Regions from separate parts of the Mus musculus genome. Here region 1 is linked to region 2. Evidence: chromatin loops called from intact Hi-C (ENCODE). Cell type or tissue: heart. All regions are shown on one strand. Each heading gives the region's core, and the rest is flanking DNA. Links, peaks and the distances in the headings are about the cores only.

Region 1 (15,930 bases), core at 8,988-11,487, 68 kb after region 2:
CCCCAATGTGAAAGTAGCAGGTTATGAAGGGTAGATACTTTTTGGTGCTGGGGTTGAAACATTGTTACATGTATCCCAGGCTGCCTCAAACTTATATAGAGACAAGGATGGCTTTGAATTTCCTGGTCTTCTTGTTTCTACCCTGCCAAATGCTGGAATTATGGGTATGTGCCACTTTAGAAAAGAATTTTCTAAACCATGGAACCATGTCTCTAGCCTGACTTGAAACTTTTGACTCTCCTGCTTCTGCCTCTTGAGTGCTAGGATTTTAAGCTTGCAGACTCACCCAACAGCTTTAAGCATGCTAGGCAAACACTACTCACATTTCCAGCCTTGATAACTCATTCTTAAAGCAAAATGTTCATCATTTACTTTGTAATGCATTATTATCCTCACTATAATTGTGTGTTTGTGTATGTGTGAGTGAGTGCCATATATACATGCCATGGCCACATGGAGGTTAGAGGACAAGCTTTGCAGTTGGTTCTTTCTTTCAGTCTTTGAGGTAGTGTTTCTCGTTTCTGCTGTGATCCTTACTCCAGGCTAGCCTGCCTACAGGTTTCTGTGTGATTCTCATGTCCTTGTCCCCCCTCTCACTGTAGGGATTCTGGAATTATAGGTGAACCCCACCAAATCCATCTATCTATCTATCTATCTATCTATCTATCTATCTATCTATCTATCTATCTATCTATCTATCTACTCATCTATCTATCTATCTATCTATCTATCTATCTATCTATCTATCTATCTATCTATCTATCTACTCATCTATCTATCTATCTATCTATCTATCTATCTATCTATCTATCTATCTATCTATCTATCTATCTATCCATCCATCCATCCATCCATCCATCCATCCATCCATCCATCCATCCATCTATGTTCGAGGGATTGAACTCATGTTGTCAGGCTTGGGCAAATCAATTAATTTTTACTCCAACACACATTAACCTGCCAAACTACTTTGTCATCTCAATGTTTTTCATTTTATAAAGTAGCTGGAAGTTACACTTACTTTTAATCCTAGCACTTGGGAGGCAGAGATAGGTAGATCTCTGTGTGTTTACAAACTTTGTCTACATGTAAAGTTCTAGGTCAGCCAAAGCTACACAGTGAGACCCTGTCTCAAAAAATTCTTTTCTAAAGTGGCACATACCCATAATTCCAGCATTTGGCAGGTAGAAACAAGAAGACCAGGAAATCCAAAGTCATCCTTGTCTCTCTATAAATTTGAGGCAGCCTGGAATACATGTAACAATGTTTCAACCCCAGCACCAAAAAGTATCTACCCTTCATAACCTGCTACTTTCACATTGGGGATACTGTAGCCCTAGCTGATCTGAAACTATGTTGACCAGGTTGGTTCCAAATTTGTGGTGGTCATCTTCTGTGTGTCCCCAAATGCTGGGGTCACAGGTGTGTACTCTCATAATTGGCTGGGGATTAAATTCAACATAGGAATTTTGAGGGATGCTATGAATGAATATAATTGTCCCTGATTTCATCTATTGAAACTTAATCAATATCCTAAAACATTTTGAGCACCAAGGACTACACTCATCAATCACTGTCCTACAGTTTCTACTCCAGGGCTAAGTCCAACAATATATGAAGTCTTTACCTTGTCTGTATTGGTTAATAAAATAACCAAGGCCTAAGACAGTAAAACCTACAAGAAAATAATCTAATTGCTAATGTGATAGTATGAGACATGGGGTCTTCAGAAAGTAATTCATAAGGATGAAAATCCTATGAATGGAATTCATGATTTCATAAAATGAATGCAAAATTGCTATTCATCCCTTTCTTCCTTCTGTCATGTAAGGACAGCCACAGAGTGAATCCTATCTACTTCTCTGGAAGGCACAGCTGTTAATCCTATCCTGGAAGTAGATTAGCCTTCACCAGACAATGAATCTGTTGGATCCTTGGTCTAAAGACTCCCCAGTTTCCAAAATCATGAGAATTAAAATTCTGTTTATAAATTATCCAGATGAAGATGCTCATTATCATCAAAATATCAACAAAAATGGACTTGAAGCAGGGAGGCATCAACATTCAGACCACAGCAAGTGTGACACAAAATTAGATGACCCAACAAATGCTCATAACTGCAACTTCCACATAACCAGCACTCAGAATAAAGTGGGCTACGAGGAGTGTGCTGCTAAGTCTTGTTTGTACTTGTGGGGCCCTTGGCTCAGTTTCGGGAACAAAATAGAGGAAAATATATAAACTGAATTTCAGAATATATATAATCTGAACTGAACTGTCCAGGATGAATGAGCAGAACACAATGGTGAATGGACCAGTGATACACAATGATATGCATATATATATGTACATATATATATATACACATATATACATATATATGTACACATATATATGTACACATATATACATATATATATATTTTTTCTTTCCCGAGACAGGGTTTCTCTGTGTAGCCCTGGCTGTCCTGGAACTCACTCTGTAGACAAGGTTGGCCTCCAACTCAGAAATCTGCCTGCCTCTGCCTCCCAAGTGCTGGAATTAAAGGCATGCACCACCACTGCCCGGTGATATGCTCATTTTTAAGGTGGAGAAAGCTGACTTTAGTGCTGTGGTTCTCAATCTGTGGATCGCAACCCCTTTGGCAAAGCTCTATCTGCAAAATAGTTACAATTCATAGCAGCAGCAAAATTAGTTATGAAGTGGCAATGAAAAATACTTTATAGTTAGGAGCACACCATGAGGGACTCCATTAAAGGGTAGCAGCATTCTGCAGGGTAAGACCCACTGCTATACTTGGTCACGGAAAGGAGAGGACAACGTTCCCTCCATGATGTTAATATTCTTAGAACCACTGTAACGTTAAAGATCATTTGGGAGATGTTGTTGTTCAGCGGGAGAGCTCTTGTTCTGCCCACCCCACGCTAAAATCACTAATCTTGTCTGTTCTTTGCCATTTTGTGTTGAACATCTGTAATATCAGCCCTCCATAGGCTGTGGCTGGAAAACCAGGAGTTAGAGGCTAGCTTGGGCTACATAATGAGACACTGTGTCAGAAAACAAAACACAACCGACCTGTGGCTCCCCCATCCTCCTCAGACCATTCTGTTTTGTTTGCCAGAAAACTAAATTTTTATCTAGCATTTTTATCTATCCATAACCAAATAATTAATTTCTGCCTTCTGAAGTCTTTCTGACAAAAAACTCTGAAGGCTGTTGGTATAACCCAACTAAGTATTTTTGGACTAAACAGTCCCAGTTCCTTCAAGAATTCTGCCTCTGATATCCAACCTCTGGTAGTCTTCTCTTGGGTACCTCAAAGTCTGCTAATTTGCCAATAAGCACAATACACAAAGCCATCCTCTGGTAGCCCTTTCGCCCTTCCTTCCTTCCTTCCTTCCTTCCTTCCTTCCTTCCTTCCTTCCTTCCTTTCTAAAGGGTTAGGTTCTTTTATATAGCTCAGGGTGGCCTCAATCTATCCTCAGTCCCTTAGTCTTTCCCCTCCTGGGTGCTAGGAGCGTGTGTGTGTGTGTGTGTGTGTGTGTGTGTGCTAATAATGGGTTTCACATTTCTGCTCATTTTTCTTTTACTCTGGAAAAGCTTTTCTTCTCAGGCTTTTCATTGGTGAGCACAAACTGGTCAAGACATCTGATAGTGAAAATCATCACCAACAAAACCCGCAGAAACCATCAGACAATGGTGAATGTGAAGGGGTAACACAGACTGCTGACCTACTTTGATATTTTGATCCAGCTACAGGGTTTCAGTTCTAAATCCAAACTTCTTCAGAAACGGAAATGTCTGCATTAGTTCATGTTCCTTCAACAGCATAGAAGCAGGCCTCACTTACTGCTGATTCTCAGGAAATGTCTCTTACTTCTGGGATACATCAGGATACACCTGTATAGACGTCATCTTCAAAGACAATTACCATGCTACATTGTACCCGAAGCTAAAGGTTGAGGACAGTGAACTCACTAAGCAAACTATTTATTCTGTTCTGCGCTGTTCACCAAAGTAGAAGGGCAGCCAAGAGTCCACTTTCCACAAAGCTAGGATGCTGGATTGGTTTTTCCAGTTCCAAGCTTCTTCCTGCCTGTGCCCACCATTGGAGCTTCCAGTGTTTGCTGGCATCACTCACTGGGTTTGAATCATGGCTCCATTCATTCAGCCTGCGTGGCCCTCAGGGAATTAAGCTGTGCTTAAAAAAAAAAAATGGAGTCGATAGTAGTTATTTTAATTGTGGTGGGCTTTTGTTTTGAGCTAATGTCTTCTCTCTCAGTAAACAAGGCCAGCCTGAAGCTCTCAATCTCCCTGCCTCAGCCCCACAAGTGCTTGGATTACAAATGTGAGCTACTATTGTTCAGTAATAAGACAATTCATTTTAAAAGTTGATGAACAGCCCCATGTTAAACACTAGTATATAAAAATCACATAGATAAGCTAGGGGGTGGTGCACACCTTTAATCCCAGCACTCTGGAGGCAGAGGCAGGCAGATCTGTGTTTCAGGCCAGTCAGAACTACACGGAGAGATCCTGTCTCTGAAATAAATAAATAAATAAATAAATAAATAAATAAATAAATAAATAAGAACAGTGCCAAGAACATATACTTTTAAAAAATCTTGGATACTAGTCTCTTGGCCTTTAACCAGTTTATATAAATATTTAACCAACTTATATAACCACTGCTGGTTAGTTGTCCTACTACAGACAATTAAGATTGAGTTGTGAGCATGTAGATACATGACTTACAGAAACAGTATTAAAGGCACGGTTATCATGACTCCATGTCCCACTGACTGGGAAGACAGGGCAATTTCCTCCTGCATGTAATGTATTCACACATGCTAAATCTCACTTTGTATGACCGAGAAGCAGGTAGGGTTGTCAGGATAATCCCTGCCTCTGGCTGTTTACAAGGAAAATAGCCAAGAGAGGCAGTGCTGGGTGAGGAGGGGACAGAGTGCAGTATGGGAGGTGGCTCACAGGGAGACAAGCAGGCAGACAGGCAGCAGTTCTAGCCAATCAACAGTTTATTTTTCCAGTTAACACCTACACAGATCTTACTATCCACTTTACACCCTAGCAGGGAGTCTCAACTGTGGTCCAGACGAGTAGGTTCTGTTCTTCTCCCCTAATACAGAAGGGAAGTCCCTCGCCTCCAAAAGAGAAGAGAACATGCCATCCTCAGTGCTGGCAAAGTGCTAGGGGACCCTGCTGTCCTGCATCATGAGTGCTGAGCTGGACAAGGGTACAGTGTAGGTTCAAGGCGACAGTGACCCAAGCACAGCACTGCTGGCCTGACACCACCCAGTTCCCTCAGAAGAGAACCTGCCCTAAAGCTTGGCCAGTGCCTGTGGGAAGGAGGAGTTGGCAAAGAGTGGGGGTCACGCTGCAAAGGACAGGAGACAGCAGGGAAATAAAGCCAACGGGAGTGTGGGACAGTAGAGAAAATTATAAAGTGCCTCAACTAAACAACCAAGTGGGACACGAGGGTGGAGCAGCACAGGTCCCTGAGGATAGGAAGAAAAAGAAAAGGTCGACCACCAGGGCTTAGGACACAGTAGAATGACAAGGGATGAGGCAGGGAAGCAACTGCAGGCTACGGAAGGATGCCCCTAGCCTTCATCACATCCACTAACTCAGATGGAAAAGTATTTACAGACATAAAACCAATCCTAGGCACAGGTACTATACCAGGTCCCAGGACAGCAGGCAGGCAGGCAGGCAGGCAGGCAGAGTGGGCTGGCTTCCATCTGACAGCCAGCTTTTCCACATAGTGCCTCTCCCCAGAGTGACAGGGAGAGGAGAAAATGTGACATGCCTAGTTAGGAAGCCCTAGTATGCCTGCAGCTCATTCTGCCATGGCTCATGGCTCAACCTCTGCATGAGCCTCTTGGTCTGACTGTACCAGGGAATGGCTGTCTGCCCCCAGGGGAGGAGGAGGCAGAACATCAGGGGGCTTTGGAGGCATCTCTGGTCCCAAGCCCAGCTCTGCATTCAGTTGCTCCAGCTCCCCCTGATCCAGCAACTCAAAGTCCTCAGTTGTGAGTGCCTCTTCCTCCTCAGGAGCAGCCAGGGGTTGAGGTGAGTCCTGGGGAAGGGATGGGAGCACAGAGGGAGAGAGGGGGGTAACTGGACCACTTTCAGCAAGGCAAAGTTGGGGTGAGAGGGTGCTGGATGGAGCCATTAGGTCACCACTCACTGCCTCTGGGCTCAGGGTCTTCACTGGTGCACCAGGAGGGCATTTCACTCCATCTTGGGGGGACCCTGCCCCATTGAAGTGCGTATTCACAAAGTGAAGAGGGGATGAGAGCTGAAGCAAGGCTTCCTTGTCTGCAGCCCCCTCCTCTTCGGTGTCCAAAGCTTGCTTTGAGAGGGCTGGAGGCGCACTTAGCAGGTCTTCAGGAGAGGCCAGCTCTGTCTCTTCCCCCTCCCCCAGCTCTCGGTTCAGAGCCTCTTCTGGCTCACTTGGCAGGCTCTGCTGGTCCAAATCTGTGCAGAGAATAGAGGGTTAAGAATGAGCTCTTTTCTCTAACTGGCCACAAAAGTCAGTAAGTTCATGTACATAACTTGGGAGGCCAGGCCCTGTGGCACATATCTATTGTAATCCCAGCATTTGGAAGGTGTAGGGAGGAGGGACCAGGAGTTCTGGTCATCTTCTGCTACAAAGAGAGTTCGAAGCAAGCCTAGACTAAGAGCCTTTCTCAAAAAGCAAAGCAGAGCTGAAGAGATGGCTTAGTGGTTAAGAGCACTTGCTGCTCCTGCAGAGGACCCAGGTTCAATTCCCAGCACCTATATGGTGGCTCACAACCAACCGCAACTCCAGTTCCAGGGGATCAGATGCCCTCGTCTGACTTCTGCAGGCACCAGGCATGCATATGGTGTACACACATTATGCAGGCCAAATACTCATACACATAAAATAAAAAGATCTAAAAATACTACAAAGCAAAGCAAGAGGATGGAACTAAGGTTCTTGGGTGCTTAGGGTAGAATTAGAGAATACAGGAACTCAGGAAGCATTTTTGGAACTCAGAGAACACAGCTGTCAACAACCCAGTATTGGGGAGCAGGAAGATAAAAGAGAGGCAAAAGACTGCTCATACCTTCAGAAACATCTGTCAGTTGTGGAGTGGTGGCCCGAGATACAGAGAAACCGCCGCTCTCTAAGATAGAGGCCTCCTCATCTGACAGCTCAGAGTCTGTAATAGCCAAGGCCAGGGCTGTTTTCTTCACATCCACCTGCAAGAGAACCAGGATGAATCCAACATACTGGGATAAGCACACTTTACCCCCAAGCCTTCTGGTTCCCAACTACTTGAGAACTGGTAGCTCTAACTCTAAAGCAGACACATTCTTGACCCCTTTGCCTTTTTCATTTTTTTTTTTTTTGGACATAGGAGGTCTTATGTGGTCCAGGCTGATGTCAAGCTCATAACAAAAACCAGGCTGATTTTGAATTCTTGATCCTTCTGCTTCCTCCTCTCAAATAGGATTACATGTGTGCACCACAATACCCAACTTCCCTTCGGCCTTCTATTTGACATCCCATCTTCCCTGGACCTCACCACTGGAGAGAAGCCAGCCAACTCTGCCTCGCTTTCACTCTCTGTTTCCGCCAGTGGCTCATCTCCTGCTGGGGGTGCACTCTTCCCTTGGCGCTCTAGAGAAGGGCAATCAGGCAATAATGAGCGGAGATAACGGTGGTGACAAATATGGCTAAGGAAGTAGAAATGATTTCAATTCCAGGACACACCATGAGCCATACACTACAGGTTCTCCCTGCCTCTCCCCATCCAGGTTAAGAGAATCCCTTACTTCTCTTGTCATGTTTGTGGTGCAGGGCATCAGCTTCAGCTTTCATGCTGTAGTCCAGCTGCATGAGCAAGGGCTCCAGGCGAGTATACATCCTCTGGATCAACTCGTGATAGACCACCAGGGGCCACAGCAGGATACTCAGCACTACGGGTTAAGAAAGTGCACTCAGAGCTCAGTTGGCCACTTTCTCAGGAGCCTTCATCCAAACTGTCCCCTGAACAGGTAGGTCTGAACAAAGACGGGATCCTTTCTCAAGGCAGTGATACCCTCTTCCCCCATCTGCTATCCTCCTCCCAGGTGAGTAACTAACAAAGAAAACACAGTCTTTCCTTTGGGTCAACCCAGGAAAAGAAGACTAGACAGGGCTTTGGAAAGAGCAGGAATGAGCTCCACTCACAGACAATGTAGGAAATCATAACTCCCGGAACATAGTGTCCCAACACAGCCAGCACAGCACAGGCAGCGCAGCCCCGAGCGCAGAACTGCAGGGAAGAGCACAGGAGCAGTGAAGAACACAGGCTTACACCATGTGCACAGTCACCAGGGGAGAAACTATTCATGTGGTGGAAAAAAATGGGAACCAGTTGAGGAAATTTACAACAGTCACTGCACGCGTCACTCTCTCCCAGCCCGACTCCTGCAACCATTTCAGGATGGGGTTTACCTGAGCTGGATTCTGCCTCTTGTACTGCAACAGCTCTTGCAGGTGAATCTGGAAGGTGAGCCAGCTCTCAGCCAGGTATCTGCACAACTCGGGCACACTCAGCAGGTGCGGCTGGGCGCCTGACCCCGCACCCTCACTGGGGAGACATGACATGACCCCTGGAGGCCTCAGAAACCAGCTAAGACACTCAAGTCACTTTGAGACTGCTGATGAGATCTCACTCTGGAGGCCCCACCTCCCCCAAAGGAAGGCATCCTCATCCTGGGATGTAAATTCCCAGGGTACTCAACCCTCTACCTCCACGGGAGAAGGAACACAGCGTTTGCATACAAAGAAGCCTAGAGCCAGGCATACTTTTGCTTGCTGTAAGTCCCTTCATTACACTGGGCCTATGCCTGCACAAGCCACAGCCCTGCTCCTCTTTGAGCTGAGCACAGCAAGCAGACCACATTTGGGCATCTTCTTTAAAAGGTGGCCTATACTCACCTGTCAGAGTGTGGTTCTTCAGGGGGTGGTGCTATGGAGAAAAGGGTGTGGGGTAAGTTAAGAATACAAGAAGCACTTAGAGACAGATCCAAAGTCAGAAAGAGCTGCCTCTCTTTAACATTCTTGGTCTCAATTTTTCAGTAATCCCTCTGTCTCTCGCTTCCAGGCCTGAACCACTATGTGAAGTCCAGAGCATTCCCTTTACCCACCAACTACAAGGTGTACGATATGCTGTTTCTGAACCCAGCTTTAAATGCTATATAGTTTTGACTACTAAACTCACAAGAACATTAATTTTGGAAAAGAAACAATTCTCATTTCAGGCAATTTTCTTAAAAAAAAAAAAAAAAAAAAAAAAAACGATGGAAGGGCATACAGGATGCCTTAGGAGATAAATGGCCTTCCTGTGCCTCCCCTCAAGTAGCAGGGTGATGCACGGAGCAGGTGCATACAGTGCATGTGGAATGAAGAAACTCACCTGAAACGTCAGGGAGAAAGCGAGGATGCCAGAGATCCAGTAGAAAATAGGTCAAAAGTGAGATGCTGAGCAGGAAGAAGGGCCGGAGGGACGACGAAGACAACAACCTTAGGGAGACAGGCATCTCAGTTGAGGCTCCCAAATCCATCGAAAATCACAGAAAGACCCATGGATGGGGAGATGGCCCTCTAAGCCTCACCCAGTCACTAAGAGACTAAAAAATGGGGCCACCTGGTGCAGGATCACCGCCCCAGACGCTGACAGCCCTCCAAGGGAGGGAGCACCCGGTCCTCCCGCCCCCGCTCTCCCGCGCAGCCCGGCCCCGCCCCCTCCTCCGTGGCCGTTACCAGAAGAGGCCGTTGAGTGTGGCCGCCGTGACCAGGCTGTGCAGCGGCTTCTCCCAAACCAGCAGTCGCTGTGCGGCCGCCAGCACCGCCTCCCAGCCGCGGAGCCGCAGCCACAGGGACGTAGCTAAACGTCCCACTGCCTCGGCTGCGGCCGCCTCCTCCTCCGCGTCGCCAGTGGCCTCACCCATGCCGAGGCTCAGCCCCAGGCCCAGGCCCAGCCCCGAGGTGCCACCCGCGCCGGTGTTACCGCCACCGCTGCTCGCCATCACCGCGCCGCAGCCGCTGCCCGAGCCCGCGAGGAGCCAGGGCTGCGCGGCCGCCGCCGGGGGCGCGTCAGACGGAAGGGGGCGCACGCACGGGCGAGCAAAAAAACCTGCGGTCAAGCGTCACGTGATGAAGCGCGATGCCACGTGACGTGCCCTAACAGCCCGGATGGGACGCCCGCGCGTGCGCGTTGGCCGCTGTCGTGATCCTGCACCCACGAAGGTGTGCTTCCAGGGTGCTGGAGGGGTGATCCGGGGCGGGCGTTGAGGCTGCGAGGCCTGAGGTCTTCTCCCGGTGTTTACAGGGCGGCTGGAGACCTCTTTGTCGCGTGAGGCACTGCCCAGAGGCAGTGAGTGGGCTTTCAGGCCCCCAGGATCTTGACTACAATCTGCTTGGGATCGGGAAGGGCGGTGCCATCCCCATTACTCAACCCTCTTCGCCTCCAGTCCCCTCCCCTCAGCGGATAAACAAACACCAGCGCGTGACTTTAATGACTTCAAAGCAGCTTCACCAACTTCGAAAAGTTGTTTCTTCCTTCTTGGAGCGTCGGCCCTCTCTCTTCCCAAAATCTCTCAGCCGCAAATTGTGTGGAAGGAGTGTTTGGAAATAAAACATCCAGGCGCTGTTTGCTTTGGGGAGACCTGTTTAACATCGTACATTGAGGCTTTATATCTTTTGAGATCATTTAATTGCTGGAGTAACCATACAGAATACAGTATGTATTCGAGTGTTACAGTTTCAAACTTCTAAGGGGCATAAAGATTCAACAGATTCCCTCCCACCTTGTTCACAGTTCTCCCACCTACGGTAAGTTTCTTGTTCATCTTTCCTGGGCATTGCTGATTGAGTGCGTCTTCCCTAAAACCCAGGAAACAACTCGCCGCGTTGCCTTTGTGTTAGGCTCGTTACTATCTGTACCACGACTACAAAGCCTGGTCAGCGCGTTCACCCTTGGTGTGTCGCGGTCCCCTGGGAACCGTATTACAATTGCCCCCGGTGCTCATAGCTCCGGAGACCCGGAGCTCTCAGGTTGGGCAAGGCAGGAGGCACTTCCTGCCGGGCGCGCAGACTCGTCGGTGACACTCACTCCCGCAGCTTATAAACGCCTAGCGAACGCGGCACGGGCTGAGAACACTGCTGGCCCTCGTACCTCCTGGTTCGCCTGGTGAGCGCCGCGCCTGTCGTCGGGCGCCGGGAGGCCCAGTCGCACGCGGAACAGGAAGAGGCGTCCCACGGCCGCCTGCGAGAAGGGAGGAGGCTGCGCGCAGTCGGGCGGTGGCCCTTTCGGGAGAGGTGGGCCAACGGGTGAGCACGGCTCTGGGGTCACTTACGATTCCTTCCCTTTCCCTCCACCTTCGCAGGGTGGCGGCTGACAGTGCGATGGACCTGACTGGGCTCCTGCTGGACGAAGAAGGCGCCTTCTCCCTCACCGGTTTCCAAGACTTCATGGTGAGAGGTCCGCCTGTTCTCTGCCTCTGGGAGTCAGAACTCCCAGGCGTTCTCCTCCAGACCCGAGCGGAATGGGAGCTCTCTTACTTGTTATGCCCTGGAGTGGGCTATTGTTGAGAGCAATGCCACTTGGGCCTGAAGGCAAAGCCTCAGGTTATAAGAGGGGAACTGCTAGTGATTAGACTGGGGTCCCATCTGGTTTCTAGTTGTCTAGTCTTCTATTGGGAGCCCTCAGTGATGTCAGAAGCGGGCTTATTGTCTTTCTCCCACTGTGGACAAGACTAGGCTGCCATTAACAAATGATCTTGGGAACTCTGGGCTGGGTAGAGTATAGGCCCGGGTCAGTACCCAGGATTTCCACCAAACCTTCCCTGCCCTTCACCCTCCACTACTCCTGGCCCTGTTTCAGGTCCTTCCAGGACACCAAAAGCTAAGTGCTCGAATCCGAAGGAGACTCTATTATGGCTGGGACTTGGAGACAGACTGCAGCCTGGAGGAGCTCTCCAGCCCTGTGGCAGGTTAGACTGGTGATGGTGGTGGTGGTGGTGGTGGTGGTGGTGGTGGTGTGTGTGTGTGACTGAGCAAGTGGAAACTTGGAGGACTGGGTTGTCATAGTCACCCAAATGCCTGGAGGTTTGCCCTCTGAGCTGCACTGTGTCTCATTATAACTAGCTTGGTTGGTACTTGGTTTGACAATGCAGGCCATGTTTCAAATTCTTTTAGCCCACATGAGTAAAAACAGCTCATAAATTGCAGTCACTTATTTTTAGGGCTTTGTGTATGCTCTGCAGGCATTCTACCACAGAGCTATAGCCCAAGTTCTGCTGCCTCTTGTGATTTATAGGGCAGAAATTTAGTTTTCTAAGTATACATGTTACATGTTTCTCAAGTAAATAAGGCATACTTCTCAAATAAACATTGGGGAAAGAGAAACATGAGTAACTTAATAGAAAAACAAGTGTTGGGCTGGAGAGATGGCTCAGCAGTTAAGAGCACTGATTGCTCTTTCAGAGGTCCTGAGTTCAAGTCTCAGCAACCACATGTAGTGGGATCGGATGCCCTCCTGTGGTGTGTCTGAAGACAGCTACAGTGTGCTCATATAAATAAAATAAATAAATCTTTAAAAAGAAAAAGAAGCCTTTCTGCTAGAAAAAGTTGAGGACCAACCTTAGAGTGGGCTTTCATCCACTTAGAATTTGGGGGTGAGGTATAGTGGGGAAATCGAGGCCTGAAGGGTTGAGACAGTGTCTTACTGTGTAGATCCCAGAAGCCTGGAACTCACTGTAGAGGTCTGGATGGCCTCCACCTTGTAGTAATCCCCCTGCCTTATGTCTTGAGTTTTGGGATTACAGGTGTGTTTCATCATGCCTTCCCTCCTGTCTTAGCAGAATTTGATTTCTAGTTTTTTTTGACAGTCCTGTCCTCAGGGCCTCACACCTAGGTCTTCCCTGACAGTAGTGGGGACTACAGTATGTGTTGCAGTTGCTTATTCTGCTCCTCTATCTCCTTGCAGACATTACTGTGGAACTTCTTCAGAAGGCAGCACCCAGTCCTATTCGCCGACTCCAGAAAAAATATGTAGCCCATGTGTCCCGGTGAGCCTGGGATCAAGGGGATAGAATGAGACTGGGCTTGTGGGATGTTATTGTCTCTAAGAGAAAGTGTGATGAGAATCTTGAGAGTCTGAAGAACTGAAGGACTCTTGGGTTTAATTACCAATCCTTTCTACCTCCCAGAGAGGCTTGTATCTCCCCTTGTGCTATGATGCTAGCTCTGGTGTACATTGAGCGGCTCCGGCACCGAAACCCAGATTATCTGCAGCACGTGTCGTCTTCTGATTTGTTTCTGATCTCCATGGTAAGTACTTGCTCCCTTTATCTTCTCGGTGAGCCAGGCACCAGGTATGAACTCAGCTGATGCTAATTCCTGCTTCTCTGCAGATGGTGGCCAGTAAATACCTTTATGATGAAGGGGAGGAAGAGGAGGTCTTCAATGACGAATGGGGGGCAGCTGGGGGAGTCGCCGTGGCCACCCTCAATGCCTTGGAAAGGAGCTTCCTGAGTGCCATGGTGAGTGAGTCTTCTCTCATCTGCCTTTGTTTTGTTTTCCAGACAGGGTTTCTCTACTGTGTAGCCCTGACTGTCCTAAAACTCTCTCTGTAAACTAGGCTGGCCTTGAATTCAGAGATCCTCTCAAGTGCTGGGATTAAAGGTGTGCACCACTGCTACTCGGCTTCTCGTCTGTCTTTATGTTCCTTCATTCTTTGTTCTCTCTCAGCTTTCTGTTCTTGTTCATTCTCTCTCCCTCTCCCACTCTCTCTTTCTCTCTCTCCCTCTCTCTCTGTGTACCAGATAACCTTGAGTGTTTTCCTGAGGACTTGTTTTTTGTTTTAAAGATTTATTTATTTATTATATGTAAGTACACTGTAGCTGTTTTCAAACACTCCAGAAGAGGATGTTAGATCTCCTTATGAGTGGTTGTGAGCCACCATGTGGTTGCTGGGATTTGAACTCAGGACCTTTGGAAGAGCAGTCAGTGCTCTTAACCACTGAGCCATCTTGCCAGCCCCTCCTGAGGGCCTGTCTACCTTGCTTTTTGAAAGTCTCTTTATTTAGCCTGGTACTCACGGAGTAGGTTAGGCTGGCTGGCAGACCAGTGAGTCTTGGGGATCTGCTTGTCTTTGGTTCTGTAGTGTTGAGATTATAAGTGCGTGCTGTCATGTCCACTTCTTTTACATGGGTTCTGGGGAAATCTCAGTTTCTCATGCTTACATACAAGGTGTTTACTGAGATAGCCACCAATCTTTAATGTCAGGCAGATCTCTGAGTTTGAGGCCAGCCTGGTCCATTTCAGGACAGTTAGGCCTACATAGTCAGACCCTGTCTCTTAATGAATACCTTTTAAATCAGGCTGACCTAGCATTCACTGTGTAGACAAGGTTGGTCTTGACTTTGTGATGAGCCTCCTGTAGCTTCTCCTGTTTTTGTCTCTCAATGCTGATTATAGATATATGTACTGCACCTGACTTTGTATGTCTGTTATTCTTGTGTCTTTTTTTTTTTTTTTGTAGGCTTTCCCCTTCCTGTCCTTTCAGGACTAGTCTAGAGATTCCTGAAGCAATGAGTCTCAAAGTAGAGGCTTTCTTCCTTTCTCCGAGGACATACTTTGAGGCAGAACCTGTATTGCAGGCCTCTGAATATTTGCTATCAAGCTTTTTCTGCCATGGATTTTGAGCTCCATATGACACTGACCTTCTTAGGTTTATTTTCTTGCTTGCATTTTATAGAGGGGATAACTGGAGGTCAGGTAGGTGGTGATAGCATGATACAGTATGCGCAGGTTCTTCGGAGAGTGGCTAGCACATTGTGGCTGGTGGTGTAGCTGCTCTGATCAGGTCAGTGTGCCTTGTGGCTAACATTAGTGCAGCTCTTTCCTGTTCTTACTTACTTAGGGTTTGTTGAGGTATTCTTATACTAGAGCTCAGGCTGGCCCAGAACTCACTTTGTAGCCCAAGCTGGCTTGTAACTTGTAACTTTCTTCAATCTTCCAAGTACTGGTATCATAGGAATAAATTACCATGCCTGTCTTTTTTCACACAGGATTGGCGTCTCTACACTGATCCTCGGGAGATCTTTGAGGTGCTAAGTTGGCTGGAGAGCTGGTGAGTTCCAGGAACTAGTAAGAGGAGTTTGAGGCATTTAGAGGCCTAGGCAAATGCCACTGGAGTTAGAGATAAGATCTGTATATCTGGGAGAAAGAATTGCTCAAAGTGGTCATTGCCTAACTCTTCTGCCTCCCTTTGGTGGTATGAGCAACTTGGGTCCTGGTCTCACCTTCTGAATCAGTGGGTAGCCTAAGGATCTGTGCATTCAGTCAACTCCTTAGTGTCTTCTGATGGGTCCTGAAAGGTATAAAGGTGCCCTGGGCTAGCTGCAGAGAGGCCCTGACCCCTTGTCCCTTCCTTCCTATTAGTGTGGCTGAGCAGCAAGGACGGCGGCGGGGCTGGTACACCTACACAGACCTGTGTGTGCTGCTGGAGCAGCCAACGTGGCAGCTGGCTCTGGGCTCCCTCTGCCAGCGGCTGGTAAAGGTGAGAAGGGGTTATGAGGAAGAGGGGCTTGAGTAGGCTTGGACAAGCACACATGAGACCCTGTGTGTGAGTGTTTGTGTTGAAAAGCAGATTCTGACCCGGGCATGGTGGCGCACGCCTTTAATCCCAGCACTTGGGAGTCAGAGGCAGGTGAATTTCTGAGTGAGTTCCAGGACAGCCAGGGCTACACAGAGAAACCTTGTCTTGAAAAACCAAAAGAAGAAAAAAGAAAAAAAAAGAAAAGCAAATTCTAAAGGTCTCAGAAGAAGTTGAGACTAGATGGGAGGGTGGAGGAGGCAAGGGAAGTTACAGAGAAGTGTGACTTGAG
Region 2 (15,930 bases), core at 6,759-9,258:
GCTGGCGCTGATCGACAGCCCCGGCCTCGGCCAGGTGGCGGGGGAAGGGAGAGAGGTGTATGAAGGGGTTTGTATTTATAGCCCGGAGCGGGGGCAGAAATCCAACCCGAGCTTTCAACTGGGAAGTAACTGGAAAGACTCCAGTGGGAGAGCAGACGTAGGGCCCAGGTACAGATGGCGTTCCCCTGGCTTGTGCAGCAAGGCGGGTTTCCTCAAGGGCCTCCTAGCAGGTTCCACTTCCTTTTCTGGGTATTTAGAAATTGTCGTGCCCCACCCCGCCCCCACGCGCCATTTGGTTGTGAAAAGGGAGGCGCACAGGTTCTATAGACCTGGGCGTTGCAGGGGTTAAATTATGGACCACCTAGATGTAGCCTTAAGTTGCCAGGGCTCCAGTATGTATACCTGTATTGCCTGCCCCTGCCGTCAGCGTTTACCCGTATTATCGCTGCTATTTCCATGTGGGCTGAGGCGAGGATGGAGGTGGTGAAGCAACGCAGAGTGTGAGGGTGGAGGTGGGGAGAGGAGCCAGATGGGATTGATCCCTCAGGGCCAGATGGAACTTAAAAGTGGAGGTTCTAGCATCCTGAAGGCCAGAATGGTCAGTTGATACCAGATGGAAGGTTGAGACACCTCTTTGCCCACAGGAAAGAAGGGGAGAGGGTTGTGAGAATTTTCAAGGCAAAGATTAACCAGGGAGGAAGCTGCTGGCTATAAACTATAAAACATATTTCTAGACGCTGCACGATCTGGAAGCAACTGGAAAGTCTTCTGTCTCTCGGTGTCTATCCCTCTCTGTGTCTTTCTCTCCCTGCACCCTTATTATAATTGCTGAAGCCCTGCCTGTCAGGTGTGCATGTCCTCTCTGTCCTGTGTATCCTGTGGATGTAACAGGATTATACAGCTCTCACTTGGTAAATTCTCTACTGAGAAGTAGGCTAAGGGGTTGGTCTGCCCTGCTGGCTACCTCCAGTCTGGGGAGCCCTGTGCTGAGGAGACTGGAGAGGCTGCCAGCTGCTTCTGACCACCATGAGTCCCAACCTTACCATACTTTTACCAACTGAGTAATCTCAGCCAATAGGCAAAAGGGTGAGAAAGAACCGAATGAAGTGGGTAGTTGTGGGTAAGGACTTATGCTGTGACCTTCTCTGTATCCCTCAGCGCGAGTGCATTTCAGTCCATGTGGGGCAGGCAGGTGTCCAGATGGGCAATGCCTGCTGGGAGCTCTACTGTCTGGAACATGGGATTCAGCCTGATGGGCAGATGCCCAGCGATAAGACCATTGGTGGAGGGGACGACTCCTTCACCACCTTCTTCTGTGAAACTGGAGCTGGAAAACATGTGCCTCGGGCAGTCTTTGTGGACCTGGAGCCTACTGTAATCGGTGAGCAAGGGGGGGAGGGGTCCCCTTTTGAGGAAAGTGGAGTGTCTCTTGAAGAATGTCTTGGCTGGGTTTTTGTGATCTTTGAAGCCTCTTGGTTTATTTGAAGCTGAAGATGGATGCTGGCAGAAGGATGAGCTAGCTCTTTTATCTATCTGGCTTCAGCTGCCACTCAGTGGGTGGGGAGGGGGAAGGAGCAGAGTCAGGTGGTTTTTGCAATGTGATATATGGTTTTTCAGATGAGATCCGAAATGGCCCATACCGTCAGCTCTTCCACCCAGAGCAGCTTATCACTGGGAAAGAAGATGCAGCCAACAACTATGCCCGTGGTCATTACACCATTGGCAAGGAGATCATCGACCCAGTGCTGGACCGGATCCGCAAGCTGGTGAGACTACATACAGCCTGGCAGGGAGGAGGGAGCTTTGGACTCTGTGCTCAGGAAAAGTATTTTTTTCGGATCCATTTCTAGGATGATCACTAGTTGTGTCTCAGAAATTGATGCTGTTAGGGGATATTCAGACTTTGTCCTAACATCTGAGATACTTTAGACCTTACAAAACTAGAAAATTCCTCAGGCCTTTCCCCTACCTATATTGCTCTTTCTTCCTTGCCTTTCAGTCTGATCAGTGCACAGGACTTCAGGGCTTCCTAGTATTCCACAGCTTTGGAGGGGGCACCGGCTCTGGCTTCACCTCTCTGCTGATGGAGCGGCTTTCTGTTGACTATGGCAAAAAGTCCAAGCTGGAATTCTCCATCTACCCAGCCCCCCAAGTGTCCACGGCTGTAGTGGAGCCCTACAACTCCATCCTGACCACCCATACCACCCTGGAACACTCAGACTGTGCCTTCATGGTGGACAACGAAGCCATTTATGATATCTGCCGCCGTAACCTAGATATTGAGCGTCCAACCTATACCAACCTCAACCGCCTCATCAGCCAAATTGTCTCCTCCATCACAGCTTCCTTGCGCTTTGATGGGGCCCTCAATGTGGACCTGACAGAGTTCCAGACCAACCTGGTGCCCTACCCTCGCATCCACTTCCCCTTGGCTACCTATGCACCAGTCATTTCTGCAGAGAAGGCCTACCATGAGCAGCTGTCAGTGGCAGAGATCACCAATGCCTGTTTTGAGCCTGCCAACCAGATGGTGAAATGTGACCCTCGGCACGGCAAGTACATGGCCTGCTGCCTGCTGTACCGTGGAGATGTGGTGCCCAAAGATGTGAATGCTGCCATAGCTGCCATCAAGACGAAGCGCAGCATCCAGTTTGTGGACTGGTGCCCCACAGGCTTCAAGGTTGGCATCAACTACCAACCACCCACTGTGGTGCCTGGGGGTGACCTGGCCAAGGTGCAGCGTGCTGTGTGCATGCTGAGCAACACAACCGCCATTGCTGAAGCCTGGGCCCGTCTGGACCACAAGTTTGACTTGATGTATGCCAAGAGGGCTTTTGTACACTGGTATGTGGGTGAGGGAATGGAGGAGGGGGAGTTCTCTGAGGCTCGAGAGGATATGGCTGCCCTGGAAAAAGATTATGAGGAAGTAGGCATCGACTCCTATGAGGACGAGGATGAGGGAGAAGAGTAGACCGCTACTTGGAGCCTGTTCACTGTGTTTATTGCAAAATCCTTTCGAAATAAACAGTCTCCTTGCATGGTTTCTTGTCCCCTTTGTAACTGCTTGAGCCTCTGCTTGTCCCCCTTTCTGCTTTGGCTGCTACCTCCCGCTATTGGCCGCTTGTGACCTTTTAATTTTACCTTCACATGGCTGACAGTGAGACTTGCCAAGGGGGCCCCATATTGAGCCCCAGAAAGCAGGAACCCAAGGACTTCAATGTAAGGTCCTAAGGACTCGCAGAATAGGAAAGAAACAAGGACCAAACCCTGGACCTGTCTGTCTAGCTACAAGCTATTGCAAGATACAAGTCTTCACTTTCTGAAATATCTGATAGTCTGTGTTGGATGATTGGACTACTTTATTCTTCTTGCTGCTGCTTCACTCAACAGCTCTAGAAGGCTTGGCCCAGGCGTCATTGAACACTGAGGATTTGGGAATGGGGGCTGGGCGGGCCCAAAGTTCCCGGGCATACAGCCACCTCACAAACTTGGGGGATGGGCAGGAACAAGGGCAATCTAGTTGTTTGTGCCACAGCACCTCTGGCAGCTTTGCATAGCTTGCTGTCTATCTTGCTTTCTGGGGCTGGAGCCATGCTATTAAAAGTCAGGTCGTCTCCCCTCTGTTTGTGCTTTCTTTTGGCTTCAGCCTCTGCTCGGGGTGGAAGCCTCCTGCCTGGACCCTAGGGATAAATTATACTTCACTAATAGGCACCCTAGGACTCATGTTGACGTCAGCATGTAGGGGTGGAATCTCCAGAACAGGAGCACCATCCCTGCCCTTGTCTCCCCTCCCTGGTGACTCAGGGAAGCAGTGCCCTTCCCTGAGGAAAGTTTGAAACCCAACTAAGGCAGGTGCCTGTTTACTCAGCAAATAGGGCAGGAAGTGGCTGCTGGGTACTGCCACAGGCCACCAGCCTCATCAATTATTAACCATGTGTGAGCTAGAATAGTCAGGGAAACTGGAAAAAAATGGCTGCCAGCTCCACTCCCTTTGTCCTCTGCTGAAGAAGGGAAAAGACCCGGTGTGCTTCCACCCAGAGGTCACATGGACTTGGCAAACCTGCGGAGCTGGGCTGTTCTAAGCTACCCACCCTGGGAATGAATGACAGAACTGGTTGAGTGTGCTTTCAAGGAGACCCTGGTCCCACTTCTTGGCACAGACAGAAACCAGCTCAAGCTTGAAGCTCTCTGGTTTTGACTAAGCCAGCTTAAAAGACCTGCCTGCTGCCAGAACTCAAGAAGTAGATCTACCTCAAGACATCATACCAGTACTTCTTGCCAGGAGCTTCCCTTGGAAATAGCAAGCAGAGAGTTCATTCTTTCCCTCCAGACACATTGACCTAAAATATACACGGTCTGTTTTTACTTTATTCTCCTTTTTATGTATTCTCCTGCTCCCAGATCTGGAGACAGAATGAGATGTGCACCCAGCAGCCTAGCTTTGAGCCATATTTTCTGTTTCATTTTCCCCCAACTCACCCTAGGTTCCTTGCCCAGGTATTGGGGTAAGAAGGCAGAATATACAAGGACCCACTATCCTTGCCACTAGCTGTGAGAGCCATCCTGGAAGAATGGAAGGAGTTCCAATGAGGGATGAAAGCCACTTCAAGGTCATCTTCCCAATATGTCCACTGATTTGATCAGATTTGGGTGGTGTGCTGGCCAGGAGCTGGTGGCTGCAATGCCTCCAACTGACTGAGGAGGACAGGGATGTGAGGCCTCTGCTGGGGGTCCACAGTCATCATAGAAGACAATAGCTGTCGCAATGCTGAAGAATGCCTGTGGGAGGGGGAAGGCAGAGGACTGAAGGCCACCTAGAACTGCTAAGATTCCAAATTGGCCAAATCTAAGCAAGAGTCTACAATGCTTGGCGTCCCTCTCTTCTTCCTGCTCACCTGGGGCTTTGTGGGATGCTGAGTTCATTCTGCACAGCAAGGGCCACACTGTCACCCTTCTGGAACACCATATCGTAAGGGCCTTCCCCAAACATCATGGCATAAAGCACACAGCCTAGGGACTGAGCATAATTTGGTTAGTTCCTGGAAGGTGAAAAATGTCATCTATCTCCTTATTGCTATGGTAAAAGAAGACCATGTAAGCTAAATATATGCCAACCTCACCCAGAGGAACCATGTTGGCAGGAGGGAGGCCTCTGTGGCCCCTGCTTAGCTAGTGCCACAACGATTGCACGGCTTCCTGAGAACAGTATCAGTGATGGTTCTCAGGAAGGAAGTAGACGGTTGTGGAGACATCCTGTGGTTCTGGGGTTCCATGCAACAGAAACCAAAGGTCTCCTTCCCTGTACTCCAAGAGTTACAAAGCCACACCCTTCCCCACCCAGGTTCCCACCCACAAGCTCCTCACCCAGACATCAGTCCGCTCATCGATGACACAGTGGCTTTGCACAGAAAAAAGTTCAGGTGCCCGGTAGGAGATGGTGCACCGCTGAGCTGCCCAGTCCTGGAACAGTGTCCCCAGAGCTCAAAAGTGGAGCACAAGCCATATCATGTGACCAAATTGGTGCATGCATCAGAATGATCTGGGGATGGGGAGGAGATGGCCAAAGAAACCAGGAGACTCTCTTACCTGAAGAGCTAGTGCCTGGCGAGAGCCCTCCACTTGAATGCATGCTTGATTCATAGAACCCAAGTCCATTAAAACTGGCTGCCCCTCATCACCAAGCAAAATATTGGTGGGCTTCAGGTCCCTGGAGGGAAGTGAAAATGACCCAAAGGCGCCCTGGGCAGGGAAGCTGGTATCCCAGGGAGCACCATGGAAAGTGCAGAGAAACCCCAATTCTCTTGGCACTGCGCTCCCTCCCCACTGGCTTCATCAAATGCATAGGGCCCGCCCACTGACCTGTGTGCATAACCTTTGGCATGAATAGCCTCAAGGCCTCTGCTGATACCCAGCAACAGCGGCAGGATCTGGTCTTCAGTCAGGAAGCTGCCTTGGTCCTTCAGCCTTTCTATCTCATTCCACAGTGTACCTTTCTACAATACAAGTTTCCCTGTGCTGAGACATTTTTCAAGCCTCTACTTCCCAGGACTCTATTTTGTATCTGTCTGCCCACCCTTTTACCATAGCCACTCTTCCTGATCCTTTGGGGGCTTTGTGTGATGTCAAGTTCACAGGGGACCCTATAGTCCTCTGAGCCCCAACTTAAGAATGGCCAAAACTAGCCAGGCAGTGGTGGCGCATGCCTTTAATCCCAGCACTTGGGAGGCAGAAGCAGGCGGATTTCTGAGTTCGAGGCCAGCCTGGTCTACAGAGTGAGTTCCAGGACAGCTAGGGCTATACAGAGAAACCCTGTCTCAAATAAACAAACAAACAAACAAAAGGCCAAACCAGGGCATGTGCTCCTAGAATGTTTATGTTTGCCTGCCCAGAGCCTCTGGTGGGGTTGCACAATGTTACAATCCCCTCTGTAAGTACAGGCTTCTCTGACCTTGAAGAAGGGCAGCAGCAGCCAGGCTTCATGCTTAGCACCTCGTTCTTTCAGAGAGTAAGCCATGAGGCGAAGGATGTTGGGATGCTGGAAGAGGCGATGCATCTCTGCCTCTCGTTGGGCTTCTTCCTGGTCTTGCTGCTCATGGCACAGGATCCGCTTCAGGGCGTAGAAGTGTCCATCATGCAAGCCCTCCACTAGGTCCACATAGCTGAATCCACTGTGGGCCAAAGGGGTCACAGTGAAGGACCATGGTCATCTCTCACATAGCTCGGACCCAGAGGAATTCCCTTAGGGAGGAGTGCCTCTTACACAGAGTGGAAACACTCCCAAGATGTAGCTCTCATATAGTTTCAAGACATTAGGATCTGCGTTTCCCGAGAGCAGGGGCACAGAAATCACTGAGGTTTTGGTCTGAGCATAATGTGTTCAATTAATTTCAAGTCCTCATGAGTCAGGCACTGGGTGACATGCTTTAAAGAATATACTATCTCACTGAGTTTCCACAAGTCCCTCAGCGAGACATTATAATCATCTCCTTTTAAGCAGAAGAAACCACAGTTGACTTAAGGTCACACAAGGTAGATCCAGGAGGCCAGAGTCTAGAATCCACTTCTTGACCCGTTCAGCTAACCGGTCAGGTGGGGTAGACTCTAAGGCTAACACTCTTGCAACTCTATCACTGTCTCTAAACGACCTGGGTCTAGCTAAGTGACGTCCAAACACTCACCCTTCCCCCAATTTCTGGACGAAGAGGTAACGCTTATTGTCAATGATGACAGTTCCCCGGGAGCAGACACACAGTGCGTGGCCCATAACGTCTCAGTCATCCTCTTCAGGGATGGTCTTCCTTCCAGGGAGAGTGGGCTCTTCCAGGCGATGCGGTGGGGTCCCGGCGGGTCATGCTGGAATGGAAACAGCAAGTCGCGGGTTCAAGAACAATCTAGACAGCCACGGAGGTACCAACCAGGAGAGCTCAGGCTCACCTCCAAGAACCCATATTCACGTCTAAAGAAAACTGGCCCTGGCGACTCCAGCGCTAAGAAGGCTGAGTTCTGGCACCCCAAAGCCTCAGGCCACGCTGCGTCTTACCAGGCCGCTTCTTTCAACCCCGGCCCACCTTCGGCCAGGTCCAGCTCTCGCACCCGTCAGGCATGGGGTGGCGGCGCAGGAGGTGCGGGGCTCGAGCCCACCTCTGGCCGAGTCCACCCTCCGTCGCTCGGGAACGAGCACAGGGTCTGCCACTACAAACTCCACACCGACCGGTCTCCGGCCTGTGCGAAGGGCCAGGGACCGGAAGCCCGGATGACATCATCAGTCCGCGTCGAAGTAACGGCCCGCTGTATCCTAGCAACAAGAGGCGGCAAGAGGATGTGGGGACCCGGAAGTGAGAGGCTGGGGCCCGGCTAGACCTGGGGTGTATTGGTTTCTCTATCTCGCCGAGGGTTCCCACTTGGCCCTCAGTAAGGGTCAAGACGCAGGGACTAGTACCAAAGGGGAGCAAAGCAGGGCTCTGCCCGAGGCCCCTAGGACCTCTGTCTCCCAATGTCAGAGGTAGGAGGTCTTATAGCTCCCGCGCGCTGGAGTTAGAAAGTGGCTTTCTACAATCTAGCTTGGAGGAGGGACCAGAGAAGGGCGGGTGCTGACCCTTAGATGCCAAGAGGTCTGACCCCTTAACACTCTCAGGGGTCTAGCCTGTACTCCACTGCCTTGGCTAGTGTCTGTGTCCTTAAACTAGAGTGCCCGTTTCTAAACCTGGTCCTAACAGTCTCCTAGCTGTGTGGCCTCCTGCAAGTTATTTAGTCTTTCAGATCCTCACTTTTCCCAGCTGTAAGACAGTACCTACGGCTAAGTGTCGTGAGTTATGAGGCCAAACTGACTAGTTCCAATCCCAGCTCTACTGAGCTAGTTGTGACTTTGGACAGCTACTTGTTATTTCTAACCTTCATTTTCCTCGTGTGTAAGATGAGAATGAGAGTTATTTCATGGGTTGTTTCAAAATTAAATGAGTTGTCTTTCGTACAACTTTGGAAACAGCCGTATATCAATGTGTGTCAATAAACAGAAATAATAGTATTTTCTACGGCTGTGAAGGCAGGAGAAGTGGAAAATTAGACTTCTAAGCCTATGAACTATGCAGTTTGTTTCACATCTCTTGCCTAGACAGGCAGAATATATTGGAAAGGGGTGTACCTCCAAAAAAGATAGTGACCAGGACAGGCTTCTTGTAACCCCTTTCCACAGCATGATCACTCTGAAGATTTTCTAGGTTTTTCCACTGTTTCTGAATCCGTTTTAACCTTACTGCTCCCGTGCATATAGATTTAACCTGATATGTGCCGGATCCTTTGCTAGTCATGAAGATTTAAGACACCCTGTCAGCCCTCCGAGAGTTCAGTTTAGAAGAGCAGGTTTGTTAAAGCACAGACTCTAATTCTAGAGGTCTGGGGTAGGACCCGAGATTCTGCGTTTCTAACAAGCTCCCAGGTGATGCTAATGGAACTGATTCGGGTTCAGCACTTCGAGAAGTAATATTTTACAAACTAGTGGACCGTGGATGGCTACAGGCAAAGTCCGGGTTAACGGCCTGAAAAGTTGAGGTGGTCTCCGCCCCTTTGCTTGATGTCGGATTCCCTCCCAGGAATCCAACACGTGACGGGTGGGAAAGCCCTCACCGAATAGAAGAACTTTGTAAGCTCAGAAGATGCCACCCGACCTGCCTTCCCTGCTGCTGCGGCTTGTGGTCCTACTGCTGCTGTCCCAGGTAAACCCAAAGGGTCGGACTGTCTGCCTGGGTGTGGGGAGAGGAAAACGGATCCCGCAGTGGAGAAATGGTTAACTACCGACAAGGCCAGTTTTAAAACTTGGCCGACACTGATCCTTACTCCGGACCTCTGCTGAGCCAGGCTTTCGCCCTTGCAGGCAGAAGCTCGCTCCTTCGTTGTGGATCGGGAACATGACAGATTCCTCCTGGATGGGGTCCCCTTCCGCTATGTTTCTGGCAGCCTGCACTACTTTCGAGTACCGCCGGTTCTGTGGGCCGACCGGCTTCTCAAGATGCAGTTGAGCGGCCTCAACGCTGTGCAGTTGTAAGAAGTGCTCGCGAGAGTTTTGTGGAAGCGAGGTTTCCTCTTCCTTAGAATGGGGTTCCCCAGGAAAACTGACTTGGGTTTGAAAGGGTTTAAGCTCCAGGACTCCTCAGGCAAGGGTGAGAAAGAATGGCTCAGAACCTCTTTCTAGCTGCTTCTCTGCAAGTTCTGAGTCTCCTAGGGAACCTTTGGGTCTTGTTAACATCTTCCTTTCTCAGTTATGTGCCTTGGAACTACCATGAGCCAGAGCCTGGGATCTATAACTTTAATGGCAGCCGGGACCTCATTGCCTTCCTGAATGAGGCAGCTAAAGTGAACCTGTTGGTTATTCTGAGACCAGGACCTTACATCTGTGCTGAGTGGGAGATGGTGAGTTAGTTGGGAGAAGGGCAGAACCAAAGGTGAAGTTCCTGAGGGTTTCAACTCCTTTCTGCTCACACTCTACGGGCCATTTCCAGCCCTATACTCAACTCCCACCATCCTTGCCTCCCACTTTACAGCAGATAAAACCTGTCTGTAGCTCAAAAGGTGGCTTATCCTGTAATCCCAGAATTTAGGAGGTAGAGACAGCAAGACTGAAGCTAGCCTGTGTCAACCCCCGCCCCGGGACTCCCCCCGTGTCCCCCCCCCCCTGCCGCCCCACCTGCTCATGTGTTGCCTTTATGTTTTTCTTAAGGGAGGTCTCCCCTCTTGGTTGCTTCGAAACCCTAATATTCATCTGAGAACCTCAGATCCTGGTGAGTCAAGACAACAGATTTGAATACCTAAAGAGGCCATCCCTCACTTAGAGGTCATACATTTATTCTTTCCTTCATGTCTGGCAGGATGCTAGAAACTGGGAACTCAAAGACCTGGTCCCTGTGCAGAGTAAAATGTACAGTAGTGTGAGTTGCAGAGGAGGCTCTGATACACACCTATAATCCCAGAGTTTATAAGGTAGAGACGGGAGGATCAGGAGTCCAAGACCATCCTCCTCTATGTAGGAAGTTGGAAGCCAGCCTGGGCTACAAGAGACCTTGTATCACATTAAAGGAAAAAAGAGAGTGAGAGAAATAGAGACAGTTGTTTTTCAAAACTATAAATAAGATCATATACTGTGACTATACTGTACAAAAACCATATGAGTAAGGAGTTGAGATAATTAATAATGAGAAGTATTGAGGGTAGTGAGTAGTGAGAAGAGACTCACTGAGAAGATAACGTTTTAGTTGGCTTCTGTGGAAGAGAAAGCACTAATCGAATGAAAAATGTGGCTGAATGCTCCATCCCTGGGATGGATGGGAAGAAACATGGCAGATAGAGGCAAGTAGACCAGCATGGTTGGAGTAGTAGTCAGGGAGGCAGGACTGTGCCAGGGAACTCCTACTGAGGTAATTATGCAAATGGAAGAGGCCCTTGCAGTCCCGTGATGGAGTTTTGTGATTATTCCAACCATAGTAGAAAACCACTGGAAAATTTCCCCAGAAATATGCCACAACTGGATTTGCTTTAATGTTATTTCAGCCTGCATGCAAATGGGCTAAAGACAGCAAGAGTGAGGAAGTGAATGGAGATTCTTACAGTAGATGAGTGACGATGACGGTGCTTAAGTACAGTGATGATAGTGGAAGTGGGAGAAGAGGCAGACCTAAGAGACGGCTTGGGATCAAAGAGTCACAAGACTTGTGGACATATTTTTATTGGATGAGGGGGCCAGGTGGGGGCCACTGGTAGGAAAAAAAAAGGAATCAATTTTCTGACCAGTCAAGACCAGTTATTGAGGAGAATGGGAGAGGCTGGAGGTGCAGATGACTGGGCAGTCCATTTAAAATGTGAAGGTTAACAGGCTCCCAACATGCAGCCTAAGTGATCTCCAAGTTGTCAGCTTTATTGTGATCTGGCAGACCTCACTACTGTGACTAGTCAGCAGCACTGGGCACCACTGGCCAACCTGTCTTTGAAATACATTCTTGTAGCCAAGCATGGTGGTGCATGCCTGAAATGTCAACACTAGGGAAAGTGAGGCAAAGTGGTCCAGAGTTCAGGGCAGCCTGGTCTTCACAGTGAACTATCTCAAAAAACAAAACACAAAGCTCACTCTTTCTTTAATGATGCTTCACTTGTCTGGCCCTGGACTCACACAAGGTTTCTGACCATTCAGTCATATTTGTTTCCTCATTTCCCATTCCTCTAAGGGCTGGATGGTCCCAGGGCTCCGTCCTTGGATTTATCTCTTCCCTAATTTTCTTTTCTAGGTTATTTTATCCATTTGTGTGGTAGATTTAACCTCTGTTGACCCCCAAATATGTCTCTTTTGCCTAGGACCTTTCCCATGGCTTCTCCACACATATTAACTCCCATACCCCTATTTAGACAAATAAAATGTGCAATGATATAACAGAAACCGAGATTCTGGTACAGCCTTTCAAAGCAGCTACTTGTTTCTAGAGTTTCCCCATCTCGGAACTGTAAACACTGCAGTGTAACCCTTCACACCTCTCCTGTCACTCCACACTCTCTTTCCTGTCACCCTACATTCAGTCTATCAGAAAATCCTGTCTGTGTGACTCTCAACAACATTGAATTTAACTATTTCCAGTCACTTCTGATGACACCTACTGGTGTGAACATCCCCTTGCTGCCTTCTTTTTTTTTTTTTGTTTTTTTGTTTTTTGGGTTTTTTTTGGTTTTTTGAGACAGGGTTTCTCTGTGTAGCCCTGGCTGTCCTGGAACTCACTCTGTAGACCAGGCTGGCCTCGAACTCAGAAATCCACCTGCCTCTGCCTCCCAAGTGCTGGGATTAAAGGCGTGTGCCACCACGCCCAGGTCCCTTGCTGCCTTCTTAACAGCATCCTCTTTGCTCTTCCTAGTTGGCCTTTCCTCCCATCTAGTCTATTTTTAGTATAGCAACTAGTGGGCTTCTATGAAAACATTTTAAACATCTATCTCGGGTCAAGTCATACCTCCCTAACAAACCACATACTTGGCCTCCCAGCCCTAGGCCTGGCTTCCTGGTGTCTGTTGCTGCCTGCTTCCTTGGCCTCAGCCATACTGCCCCCTCATTGCTGTTCTTCATACTTAAGCACCACATGCAAATGCCTCAGTGTAGAAGGCATTCGCATGTGGTGCTTCCGCAGAAATCTCCTTCAATGATAACTTCCAGCCATCATCTAAATTTTGAGCATTCCATAATAAACCTATGCCTCCTTTCCTGCCTTGTTCTTCTTGTCCCTAACACACTATGTAGTTTTTCTCATCTATTTATTGCCTATGTCCACTCAAGAAGGGACCCATAAAGCCGAGGTTCTTTCTACTCGCTGCTCCTCCTATCCACCTAGGACAGTGCTTGAAGCAGAGTCACCCATGCATATTTTTTGAGTGAATAAAAGTTGTATCATACGTTCTTGGATGGGTCTCTTTTGTGTAAAACATAAGAAGAAAAATAATTAAATGGGTTAAGGTTTTTAAAAAACAAGTTGGGCATGGCGGTATATGCCTTTAATGGGCTCGGGTGGCAGAGGCAAGCAAATCTCTGTGAGTTTGAGGTCATCCTGGTATACATAGGAAATTCTAGGCCAGTCAGGGCTACCTTTTGAAACCTCCCTCCCTCCCCCAAACAAAAAAGAAATATACTTATGAGACGCAGGCAAAACTACTTGCTTCTAAACCTAACATCCTGAGTTTGGTGCCCTTGGATTCCTGTGGTGAAGGGAGAGAACCAACTTCTGACAGTTGTCCTCTGACCTCTACAAGTGTGTCATGGCTTGAATGCACATACACACACTAAATAAATGTAATTTAAAACTTTTTTTAAAAGAATTTAAAAATGAGCCAGGCATGCCTTTGATCCCAGCAGTCAGGAGCAGAGGCAGGCAGATCTCTGCAAGTTTGAGGCCTGCCTGGTATACAAAGCAAGTCCAGGAAATCTAGGGCAAACAATTCAAAAATGGTCAGAAGGTGGTGGCACACACTTTTAATCCTAGCACTCTGGAGGCAGAGACAACTGGGTCTCTTGAGTTCCGGGCCAACCTGATCTACAGTTATTTCCAAGACAGCCAGAGTCACAAGGAGAAACCCAGTCTCAAAAAAAGAAACAAAAAAATAATTTTAAAATGTTCTTTAAAATACTTTTCACAGAGTCTCCCCAGAGACTGCTGTTTCCTAAGCTCGGTCCTCCGGTGGTCAGGGGTGCTCTAACTGCATTGGATCCTGGCTTTGGTGCAACAATTAAAGACAAATGTAGAATACTTTTTGTAAAGCTCTTAAAAGAGCCCTTGTGAAGTGAGACTGTGTAACAAAAGGATCCATTCTTATCAATGGGTCAACAGATAAGAGTGTTGTTGTTTGTTTGAGACAGGTTCTCCTGTAGTCCAGGCTTAGAATTCCTATTCCTCCTGTGCTGGGAGGGGCTTTCTGGAGAAAGTTAAAAGCTAAGATGAAGATTTAGTCATGTGCCAGCCTTTAGTCCTAGCCCTAGGAAGTTGAGGTAGGCAGATCTCTGAGTTCAAGGACAGTCTGATTTACATAGTAAGTTCCTAGATAGTCAGGTTTCATAGGAAAACCTTGTCTGGGAAAAAAAAAAAAAAAAAGAAGAGTCTAGGTGTGAGAGAAAATGCATGTCACCCTGCCTGGTGACCTGAATTCCTTGTTTGAGACCCTGATGGTGGAAGGAGAAAACTGACTCCTAACGGTTGCTGTTCACACAAGCTATGACACATACATTTATTCACACAGGCACACCAGTGTTGCTCTCAAGGACACTTCATTTAACCACTCTGCTTATCCCTACTGCTCTCTGCTGGTCCAAACCACTCCTTGGCAGATATATGTGTATAAATAAATAAATGTAATTTAAGACCATGAGCATGAGCCGGGCGTGGTGGCAGAAGCAGGCGGATTTCTGAGTTTGAGGCCAGCCTAGTCTACAGAGTGAGTTCCAGGACAGCCAGAGCTATACAGAGAAACCCTGTCTCGAGAAACCAAAAAAACAAAACAAAACAAAACAAAACAAAACAAAACCAACCAAACAAACAAACAAAAAAAAAAAAAAAAAGAAAAGAAAAAAACCATGAGCATGAAGAATTGAGGCATAAGTTAGCATCAACTAGGGAAAGGAGGATGGGAGGAAAAGTCAGAGGATAACACACACGAAGTCATTGAAGGATTCTAAAAGGAATAAATAGGAGTTGAGAATTTAAGGCATAAAATTGCAAATTGCATGGACTGATTCTATACAGGTCAAACATTACTTTCCTGTTAAATTTCACAGTACTTTTAGGTGCAAACTGATTATATAATAACTCCATATAATGTGTTTAGCCTTTTTCATAGATGGAGTCTTAGGAAACACTACTCTGCTGTTTCCTGTGCTGAGTTTCCTCTAAGAGTCACTGCTCCTGAGGCTGGAGCAATGGCTCAGCACATCAGAGCATTGACTGCTCTTATGGAGGACCCAGGTTTGGTTTCCAGCACCCATGTGGTGGCTCATTACTGTAACTTCAGTTTCAGAGGACCTAAGCCAATCTTCAGACCTCCTCTGCAGTCACCAAACACTTGATACAAAGACACATGCAGGCATATAAATAAATAAATAAATAAATAAATAAATAAATAAATACAAAATTTAGAGTCACTGATCATACACATGTAAATACATACATATATACATACATACATACATACATACATACATACATACATACATACATACATACAAACTTTAGAGTCACTGCTCTCTTGATTTAGTTGTGAGCCAGGGAAAAGGATGCTATAGCCTAGACTTAGCACTGAGGTTGCTATCAGGGATGCTGTGGTGTATGGTGGGGAGACCTTCAAAAAGTTGTGGCCCAGCTGGGCAATGGAGGTGCACGCCTTTAATCCCAGCATTTGGGAGGCAGAGACAGGCAGATTTCTGAGTTCGAGGCCAGCCTGGTCTACAAAGTGAGTTCCAGGATAGCCAGGGCTACACAGAGAAACCCTGTCTCGAAAAACCACAAAAAAGAAAGAAAGAAAGAAAGAAAGAAAGAAAGAAAGAAAGAAAGAAAGAAAGAAAGAAAGAAAGAAAGAAAGAAAGAGAAAGAGAGAGAAAGAAAGTTGTGGCCCCTAATAAGCAGAACACACTGCTCCTTCCTTTAGCCTTCCTTGAAGCTGTGGACTCCTGGTTCAAGGTCTTGCTGCCAAAGATATATCCATTTCTCTACCACAATGGGGGCAACATCATTAGCATTCAGGTATGACTGGGAAGTGGGCTGGCCACGAGACATAGTACACACTGTTTTTAGCCTCTCTATCTCCTAGCTGGGCTCCTCTTTTCTTTATCCCTGACAGGTGGAGAACGAATACGGTAGCTACAAGGCCTGTGACTTCAAGTATATGAGACACTTAGCTGGCCTCTTCCGAGCATTACTAGGGGAC

Evidence for each region. A loop is a pair of places that touch in the nucleus more often than their neighbours do. Peaks named below come from ENCODE experiments on the same cell type or tissue, not always from the same donor. Only the 100,000 strongest peaks of a DNase experiment are listed, where the experiment ranks them.
Region 1: it touches region 2 in a loop (3-fold over the local background); 4 of 42 quality-filtered maps call a loop at or near these places.

What each region holds. Positions count from the first base shown.
Region 1 is chr1:75,136,998-75,152,927 of GRCm38, reverse strand. It overlaps Cnppd1 (cyclin Pas1/PHO80 domain containing 1), which reads left to right and starts at 10,217. Exons shown (of 10, transcript NM_026977.3): 1 at 10,217-10,285; 2 at 10,368-10,870; 3 at 11,425-11,512; 4 at 11,922-12,030; 5 at 13,026-13,107; 6 at 13,249-13,369; 7 at 13,453-13,581; 8 at 15,112-15,173; 9 at 15,485-15,602. The coding sequence starts at 11,444. It overlaps Retreg2 (reticulophagy regulator family member 2), which reads right to left and starts at 10,142. Exons shown (of 9, transcript NM_170755.2): 1 at 9,800-10,142; 2 at 9,453-9,559; 3 at 8,975-9,005; 4 at 8,489-8,624; 5 at 8,222-8,306; 6 at 7,825-7,968; 7 at 7,575-7,669; 8 at 7,113-7,248; 9 at 5,019-6,498. The coding sequence starts at 10,065. The coding sequence ends at 5,873. In heart, for the core only: CTCF peaks have their summits at 9,931 and 10,151 (motif pointing right); DNase peaks (open chromatin) are centred at 10,247 and 11,287; H3K4me3 peaks cover 2,285 bases; H3K27ac peaks cover 2,128 bases.
Region 2 is chr1:75,202,663-75,218,592 of GRCm38, reverse strand. Glb1l (galactosidase, beta 1-like) reads left to right here and starts at 7,838. Exons shown (of 17, transcript NM_029010.2): 1 at 7,838-8,002; 2 at 9,090-9,212; 3 at 9,371-9,537; 4 at 9,756-9,906; 5 at 10,214-10,274; 6 at 15,652-15,746; 7 at 15,844-15,930. The coding sequence starts at 9,153. Stk16 (serine/threonine kinase 16) reads right to left here and starts at 7,764. Exons shown (of 8, transcript NM_011494.5): 1 at 7,541-7,764; 2 at 7,179-7,353; 3 at 6,449-6,668; 4 at 5,860-5,993; 5 at 5,587-5,707; 6 at 5,365-5,460; 7 at 4,896-5,017; 8 at 2,987-4,779. The coding sequence starts at 7,264. The coding sequence ends at 4,641. Tuba4a (tubulin, alpha 4A) reads left to right here. Exons shown (of 4, transcript NM_009447.4): 2 at 1,159-1,381; 3 at 1,618-1,766; 4 at 2,000-3,621. The coding sequence ends at 2,971. In heart, for the core only: no CTCF peak of the experiment used is centred there; DNase peaks (open chromatin) are centred at 7,772 and 9,122; H3K4me3 peaks cover 2,336 bases; H3K27ac peaks cover 1,575 bases; H3K27me3 peaks cover 654 bases.